2 separate regions of the Homo sapiens genome follow, and region 1 is linked to region 2. The links are chromatin loops, found by intact Hi-C in ENCODE. Cell type or tissue: mammary epithelial cell. All regions are shown on one strand.

Evidence for each region. Peaks named below come from ENCODE experiments on the same cell type or tissue, not always from the same donor. Only the 100,000 strongest peaks of a DNase experiment are listed, where the experiment ranks them.
Region 1: it touches region 2 in a loop (10-fold over the local background); 2 of 110 quality-filtered maps call a loop at or near these places.

What each region holds. Positions count from the first base shown.
Region 1 is chr17:82,382,849-82,386,848 of GRCh38, reverse strand. LOC124904092 (a long non-coding RNA gene) reads right to left here and starts at 2,025. Exons shown (of 3, transcript XR_007065959.1): 1 at 1,899-2,025; 2 at 1,076-1,155. RefSeq lists an enhancer at 839-1,524. In mammary epithelial cell, a CTCF peak has its summit at 2,096; DNase peaks (open chromatin) are centred at 1,808 and 2,058; H3K4me3 peaks cover 198 bases; H3K27me3 peaks cover 383 bases.
Region 2 is chr17:82,552,232-82,556,231 of GRCh38, reverse strand. All of the region lies in intron 1 of FOXK2 (forkhead box K2), which reads right to left. Among named protein-coding and RNA genes, the nearest start is that of FOXK2-AS1, 34 kb to the left of the region's middle. RefSeq lists a silencer at 2,716-2,887 and an enhancer at 3,354-3,978. In mammary epithelial cell, a CTCF peak has its summit at 1,621 (motif pointing right); a DNase peak (open chromatin) is centred at 1,611.

The DNA of each region.
Region 1 (4,000 bases), 170 kb after region 2:
GGCGTGTGTGGCCGCCTCCCTGCTCTGGGCCCTCCCTGGGTGGCCGCGCCGTGTTCAGGGCTCTGGAGGATGCAGTCCTCAGAGGGGAGCCCAGACCCCTCAGCCCGGGTCAGAACTTGCTGGCATCCCTACCTCGCTGTCCGCCCAGCCCCCTTCCCGTGCTCTCGCCCACTGGCCCTGGAGTCCTGCCCATGGTGAGGTGGGTACGCTGGCTCCTGCCTCTCCTTGGGCCCCTCCCTCCACCCCTGAACCCACACCCCCCGGGACTGCCTCTTAGCGTCCCAGGGAGAAGGCTTCTGGCCCCCAGCTGCCCAGGGGAAGGCGGAGGGAGGATGGGGAGGAGAGCCTGGGACAGAGACAGCCCTTCCCCATCACTAGAGGCCAGGGGAAGGCGGAGGGAGGACAGAGACAGCCACTCCCCATCACTAGAGGCCAGGGGAAGGCGGAGGGAGGACAGAGAGGAGAGCCTGGGACAGAGACAGCCACTCCCCATCACTACAGGCCAGGGGAAGGCGGAGGGAGGACGGGGAGGAGAGCCTGGGACAGAGACAGCCCCTCCCCATCACTGGAGGCCAGGGGAAGACGGAGGGAGGACAGAGAGGAGAGCCTGGGACAGAGACAGCCACTCCCCATCACTAGAGGCCAGGGGAAGGCGGAGGGAGGACAGAGAGGAGAGCCTGGGACAGAGACAGCCCCTCCCCATCACTGGAGGCCGGGGAAGGCGGAGGCAGGATGGGGGAGGAGAGCCTGGGACAGAGACAGCCCCTCCCCATCACTGGAGGCCAGGGGAAGACGGAGGGAGGATGGGGAGGAGAGCCTGGGACAGAGACAGCCCCTCCCCGTCAGGCCCCAGGCCCAGCCCCGGCCTGACTCCCAGCCCCCGGGAGGAATTTTGGCTCAGGGTGGCCAGATTTGGCTGAAGGGCAGGGGGGCAGCGGCTCCAGTTTCCCGCCAACTCCTAGTTCTGGGGTGAGACACAGCTCTGTGTTTTTAATCGCGCTGTGGGGTGCCGGAGGCCACCTGGACGGACGGAGCCCGGCCCAACGCCCTGTGAGGACCCGTCAGTCCCAGGCACCTGCATGTGTCCACTCCCGGGATTTCCAGCACTGGGCCCCAGGCACAGCCTGGGTGGTCCTTCGAGCCGAGGTCCCTTAGCTGTGAAACAGGAGAGCACTCGGTTGGAGAGCAGCCCAGTGGTGGGCTCTGCCAAAGGGGCTCCCGTCGGGGCCATGAAATACCCAACAGCCCAGGCCGCTCGGCCTGTGGGTTGCTGTGGGCTTCAGGGAAGCGGGGGTGGGGGGGGGGGCTTGCCAGGAGGTCCCGTTGGGCTGGCTGGAGGTGACAGGAAGATCCCAGGCCTAGCTGGCAGTGGGGTCTGCAGGGGCCCCATGCGGGGAGGGCAGAGGGGGCTGGGGCTTGGACCGGAGTCTCCAGGCTGCTGACCGTTGGGGCTGTGTCCTGCTGTGACCTCACTCACCCCCCAGGCCCTCCCAGCCTGGGTCTCCTTGGCTGCAGGTGGGCAAAAGTGACAGACCAGAACTACCCAGCCTTGGGCCAGTGCCAGCCTGTGCACCTGTCCCGGTGGCTTGGGGCACGCGACGCCTCTGGGCCCTGGGTCAGTCCCAGGAGAACTGGCCTCCCCTGACCCCTGCATGGGGCTGGGCACTTGGCCTGGGAAAAGCCGGAGTCTGGAACAGCCTGGCCGTTGGCCTTGGCAGCCTCGCTTCCAGCTGGGACTGTCATCTGTCTGGAATTCAGATGGAAAAACCTGCCCTTGTGAGTGATGAGGGAAGGTGCCAGACAGCATGGGTTGCACCAAGTGCTTTCCTAGGGGCAGAAAGGGGCCCGTGCACCACGCCACCTCCCGGGGCTGACCCTCCAGGTGGCCAGGAGCGCACCTGTGATGCTGTGCAGGTTCAGGGCAGGAAGAGCGCAAGTCTTTGCCAAGCAGCTCCAGCCATCCTCCCCGGCCAGGGCCGCCTCACCCCACAAGCGCAGTCACTGCTGCCACCTGCAGCGGCGGGCCGCCTTGAGGTCCATTCCACGGGGATGGCCTCCCACAGCGGAGCGTGCCCGGGCAGGTAAACAGCGGAGCCTGCTGGTTGGAGGTGCAACCCACTTCCTGAAGCACACTGTTCCTGGAATGCCTGGGAGTTCAGCAGCTCTAAATGGCAGGTGCTTCTTTGTTGAGGAATAACTCATGTGAAGTGTGGCTTGGGGCCTTGAGACCCCTGCATCCACGCGCCGGTGCACCCCACCCTCCCCGCCGTGGACCCCAGAAGACCATGTCCTCCACGCTCTATTGGGAAGGCGGGAAGGTGGGACCTGGGGGTGTCTGAAAAAGCCCCTTTGAACTTGAGGCCAGTTTGGGGAACGTGGCGTCCACTCCCACTGCCCTGCAGCAGCTCTGGTCGGGGAGCAACGATCAGAAACCAAACCCCAGCCACGCCAGAGCCGCCTGGAGACAGGCCAGACGTGGGGCAGTCTGTGAGGGCGCCTGGCAAACCAATCACCCGCCGCCAGGCACCTGCCACCAGACATCCACCCCCCAGCCGGGGACACAGTTCATTCATGCGATCCTTTGCCCCCCAGGCATGGGCCACCTGCTGCCTTGTTCTCGGGACCAAGGCCCGCCCAGGACACCTTCTCCCTCACCATTTTTGCTCTGGGCTGAAGCAGCTGGGGGTGTGGGTGGAGGGTAGCAGGGGTGGGCATGGTGGGGGGATATGATAGTGCTGGAACCGAGCCCCTATCCTGATGCAGGGGGGGCCCCATCCAGGCTGCTCCACTGCCCAGGGCCTTCCAGGGGAGCTGCACACCCCACACAGCAAAGGCCTCTCCAGCACAGGCCCTACCATTTACCCCATAGGCCAAACCCAAATTTACAAAATCTCTGATCCAGCACAGTCAGTGTCTCACAAAGGGATTTTCAGTCGCCTTTTATGAAAAGAAATTCCTTTCCCAAGTGCACCTAATATCCAGTAAATTCCAGGTGCTTGCAGGGGGGAAACAGGAGGGCTCGTCCCTTGCCGGTGAGTGTCCGCGGCACGGCTGAAGCTGCTTTGGGGAACAGGGAGACAGCGAGACAGCTTCCACCTGCCCAGTGATTCCGCCCCTGGGTTCTACCCAGGGCAAACGAAAGCAGAGGCTGAGGCAGCAGCATTCACAGCAACTTCTTTAGCGACTGCCCACCCAGCGCTGGACCCAGACAGCCACCCCTTAGCAGCGGCAGCGATCCCTCGGCCAGGCCCCGGCAGCAGAAGGGAGGCAGCTGTGCTGCAAACTACTGGAGTCCGGACATGCAGGACCGCAGGCTGCAGGCTCCCATTTGTAAGGAATGCTGGAACCAGCAACACCTGCCAACGGCCTGCAGCAGGGATGCGCCTCGTGGGGGGGGGTTCAGGGTGCCTTGCAGCGGGGGTGGGGGGCCTTGTGGGGAAGTGAGTGGCATTGTGGGGAGGGTCCGGGGGCATTGCGGGGGGTGGGGGGCATTGCGGGGATTGTGGGGAGGGTCTGGGGGGCATTGTGGGGGGTGGAGGGACATGGCAGGGAGGGTCCAGGGGAGCCTGGCAGTGGTCGGGGCCGTGGGCACAGCAGAGCTGTGGTGCTGGGGGCAGCCAGCCATGGACAACGTCAACTAGGACCTGTTAGAGCCGGGGTCTTACTCTTGCTTTCAGGGCAGAAAGGACTTTTGCTGAAATCCCCAGCGGGGCACTCGACCCCTCTAGTGGGTTGTGCCATGCACTCCATTGTCGCCGCCCCCGACCGGCCCCTGGCACCGTGTCCCTCCTACCTGAGCAGGCTCTGACTCCAGCCCTGGACACAGCTGGGGTGGCCACGGTGACTGCTGAGAAGAGGGGCTGTCCACACAGCCTGGTGGCTTGGAGCCCCGGGACCCCCACACCTGGGTCAGGGTGGGGCCGGATGAGGTCTGAGTAAGGGAGTTGGGTGCCAGGGAAGGGCAGGGCCTGGGGTGGGAGGGGAGGAGGGGAGAGGAGGA
Region 2 (4,000 bases):
CCTCATGATCCGCCCACCTCGGCCTCCCAAAGTGCTGGGATTACAGGCGTGAGCCACCGTGCCCGGCCAACTTGCTTTTTCTTCATCTAGATTCTGACTGCGTCAGTGAGAGTTCCTGTGTGTAAAAATGCATCAGTTGCATACGCACGATACACACACTTTTCTGTATAGACAGTATACTTCAATAGACAGTTTAAAAAAATAAAAGCCGTCCATGCAGATGGATGTAGAAATGAGCAAAATGTGGATCATATGACAGGCGTGGGGGTTCACTGTGCCATTTTCTATGCTTTTGTGCTGACCATGACCTATTTCTTTTTTTTTTTTTTTTTTTTTTTTTTTTTTTGTGATAGAGTCTTGCTTTCGCCCAGGCTGGAGTGCAGTGGCACAATCTCGGCTCACTGCAAGCTCCGCCTCCCAGGTTCACGCCATTCTCCTGCCTCAGCCTCCCGAGTAGCTGGGACTACAGGCGCCCGCCCCCACGCCAATTTTTTTTTTTTTTTGTATTTTTAGTAGAGACGGGGTTTCACCATGTTAGCCAGGATGGTCTCGATCTCCTGACCTTGTGATCCGCCCGCCTCAGCCTCCCAAAGTGCTGGGATTACAGGCGTGAGCCACCGCGCCCGGTGACAGTGACCTATTTCTTTTACCTGGGTTGTGACTGCATGGACACCCACACTATAATTATAATTTATTTGAATGTAGGTTACATTCGAAACAAGATACATTAAAACTGTTTTCAGGTTCTCTATGGAGTTCAGTTACCTTGGAAATCCTTGTTCCCCTTTTCAAAACTAGAAATTAAAAACTGTGGAATAATTTTGGATGAGTTGCCTCATGACACTAAAAAGAGCCGCAAAATATTACAACAGAACGGAGGTGGGGGCGAAACCAGATGCCGGGGGTTAGATCCTCCTGGGACCTGTGTCTTCCCCACATGGCTGCAGGGCAATGAGCTCAGTGCAGGTCCACATGCAGCTGGTGTCTTGGCTAGAAGGGCCCCTGACTTCCCAAGGCCTGAGGTGCCTCTTCCCTGGCCCTGCAACTTTCCTCCACAGAAGCACTTGGGGTCAATGATGGAGTTTAAGTGTCTGGAAGACACTAGGCTGATGAGGGGGCTGTCTCATACAGTCAGCCTATCCCAATTCCTGGCACTGTGTGTTCCTAAAAGTACTTTATTTGGGGCTGGGAGCAGTGGCTCACGCCTGTAATCCCAGCACTTTGGGAGGCCGAGGCGGGCAGATCACCTGAGGTCAGGAGTTCGAACCCAGCCTGGCCAATATGGTGAAACGCTGCCACTATTAAAAACAAAAAAAAAATTAGTCGGGCATGGTGGCCCACACCTGTAATCCCAGCTACTTGGGAGGCTGAGGCAGGAAGAATTGCTTGAACGTGGGAGGCGGAGGTTGCAGTGAGCCCAGATCGAGCCACTGCACTCCAGCCTGGGCGACAGAGCGAGACTCTGTCTTGGAAAAAAAGAAAAAAAAAAAAAACCTCACTGGATTCTGCAAGATTTGTAATGAAGCTCAGTATAGACTAGGAATCTGTTTACAAGCCTGAGACGTCTGACCAAAAATGGAAGGAAGGGACAGGTTAAGAGATGCACTACAGGAAAGGAACACTAGGTGGCAGAAAGCAGAATGGCAAATCCCTAAGTAAAGTTTCAAACCTGTTCAGAGGGCCCTGATAAAAATTCCATTTCCTTCACTTGAACAAACCAACAACTTAAACTGGATTCAGTGTCGCAAACATCCTTCTCCCAGCCTGGCTCTCTCATTCTCCTGTTCTAGTTTCTTGTGGGAATGGAAATTATTACAAATGCAACGTGCAGGCCAATGGTCTGGAGTTTATGAATTAACAGACTCACGAAGAAGCTCTAAGGACTCCAAAGACAGGTTCCTTAGGAACAAAGCCAGACTTTGTTGCAAGACTTCAGTATTAACCAACATCATACAGCCCCACAGAAATGAATCAGATTTAAATAAGTCCCCAACTTTAAGGAGAGTTATATTTAGTGATGTCTCTTTATGCAAAGCAAGTTCAACCAACTAGCCGATTTGTCAAACTATTCCCTACAACCAGTTTCAAAAAAGTACTTGAGGCCACGTCCGGTGGCTCACGCCTGTAATCCCAGCACTTTGGGAGGCCGAGGTGGGCGGATCACAAGCTCAGGAGTTCGAGACCATCCTGGCTAACATGGTGAAACCCCATCTCTACTAAAAATACAAAAATTACCCAGGCGTGGTGGTGGGCGCCTGTAGTCCCAAATACTCGGGAGACTGAGGCAGGAGAATGGCATGAACCTGGGAGGCGGAGACTGCAGTGAGCTGAGATCACGCCACTGCCCTCCAGCCTGGCAACAGAGCAAGACTCCATCTCGGGAAATAAAAAAAAAAGTACTTGAAAGCAGCCCCACAGCCCATCCACCATCTGCGTCACAGCAACGGGACAAACGTCCGTCTGGGACAATCTCCACCACAGGCGCAACTGCTGTGTCCCTGGAGCTTAGCCGATTCTAGTGGTGGTTCATGTCTTAAGGGCTCAGCACACATCCCAAGGTCTAGGGGCCTCTTCGCAGCCACGCCTGTGAATGTGGATCTCATGAACACAGACCCAGAGTCAGACCCCTCCAGAAACATCCAAAGTCCCCGAAAACCATGTTTGTGCTTCTGTGGAGTGACGGCATGGCTGGGAACCTGCATAACAAAAGCCCCTGCCATTCAAGCAGGTCATGTGTCCTTGACATGCAGAGGAGACAAGGCCAGGGCCAACACAGCTCAGGAGCAGCAGGTCTGGTCCCAGGCAGTCCCACTCTGAGAGGCAAGCACAGAAGAGCTGCCTTTGGCCTTGGCACCTGCCTGGGCTGTGGCCTCCAGGATGGCCCTGCTTCCCCCAGACTCCTGACGTCCTTTTCTGCCGTGACACAGATAACTCAGGCGACTCAGAAAAAATGCTCCATGGGTGAGCTCCTTTCTGCCTGTTTAAAAAACAAGTCTGGCTGGGCACGGTGGCTCACGCCTGTAATCCCAGCACTTTGGGAGGCCTTGGCAGGCAGATCACCTGAGCTCAGGAGTTCGAGATCAGCCTGGCCAACATAGTGAAACCCCATCTCTACTAAAAATACAAAAATCAGCCAGGTGTGGTGGCGCGTGACTGTAATCCCAGCTACTCCGGAGGCTGAGGCAGGAGAATCGCTTGAACTCAGGAGGCAGAGGTTGCAATGAGCCGAGATCATGTCACTGCACTGCAGCCTCGGCAACAGAGCAAGACTGTCTCCAAAAATAAAAAAGAAAGAAAATCTAACAAACTCTTTCCAGTCTGTGATTTTACGTAACGGGGTGACCTACAGAGCACCTCTCCGGTTTGGAGCCTTGCAGAGCACGCGGAGACGCTTGAGCAGAGTGGCTGCAGAGGTCACTCTGCACTCCAGAGCCCTGTTTGGGATGCTGCTCTTCAACCACCTCAGCCAAGTGCTCACAGCCAGCATCATTGTCCACGGCACAAAACGACACCAGGGTAACACGGCCATGGTGCCCTGAGAGGACACAACTTCACCTCTAGAGTTCCTGCCAAAGGTAACTAACCTAGATCTAATCAAGAGGAAACATCCAACAAATCCTAACTGAGGGACGTTCGACGAAATCACTAATGCTGTGCTCTTCAAAAATATCAATGTCACAGAAGACAAAGGCTGAGGATGGCCACACATAGAAGAGGATTAAAGCGACAGGAGGGTTCAGTGTGACACAGGGCCTATCAGTGAAGGGCAGGAGCGACGGTGGGTGAAGCCTGGAGAAGGTCGGCCATTAGGACACAGTTGCCATAGCAGTTCTCACCAGGGCAGGCACAGAAGAGGATGCCTGCAGGGAAAGCGTCACCTTTGCAACTGCCCCTCGAATGTTTAAGGAGAGGGAGAGAGACTGAACATGCGGGTTTGGTGAAACACTAACGGAGTGGGAATCTGGGAAAACGGAAGTTCTCTGTACTATTTTTGCAATTT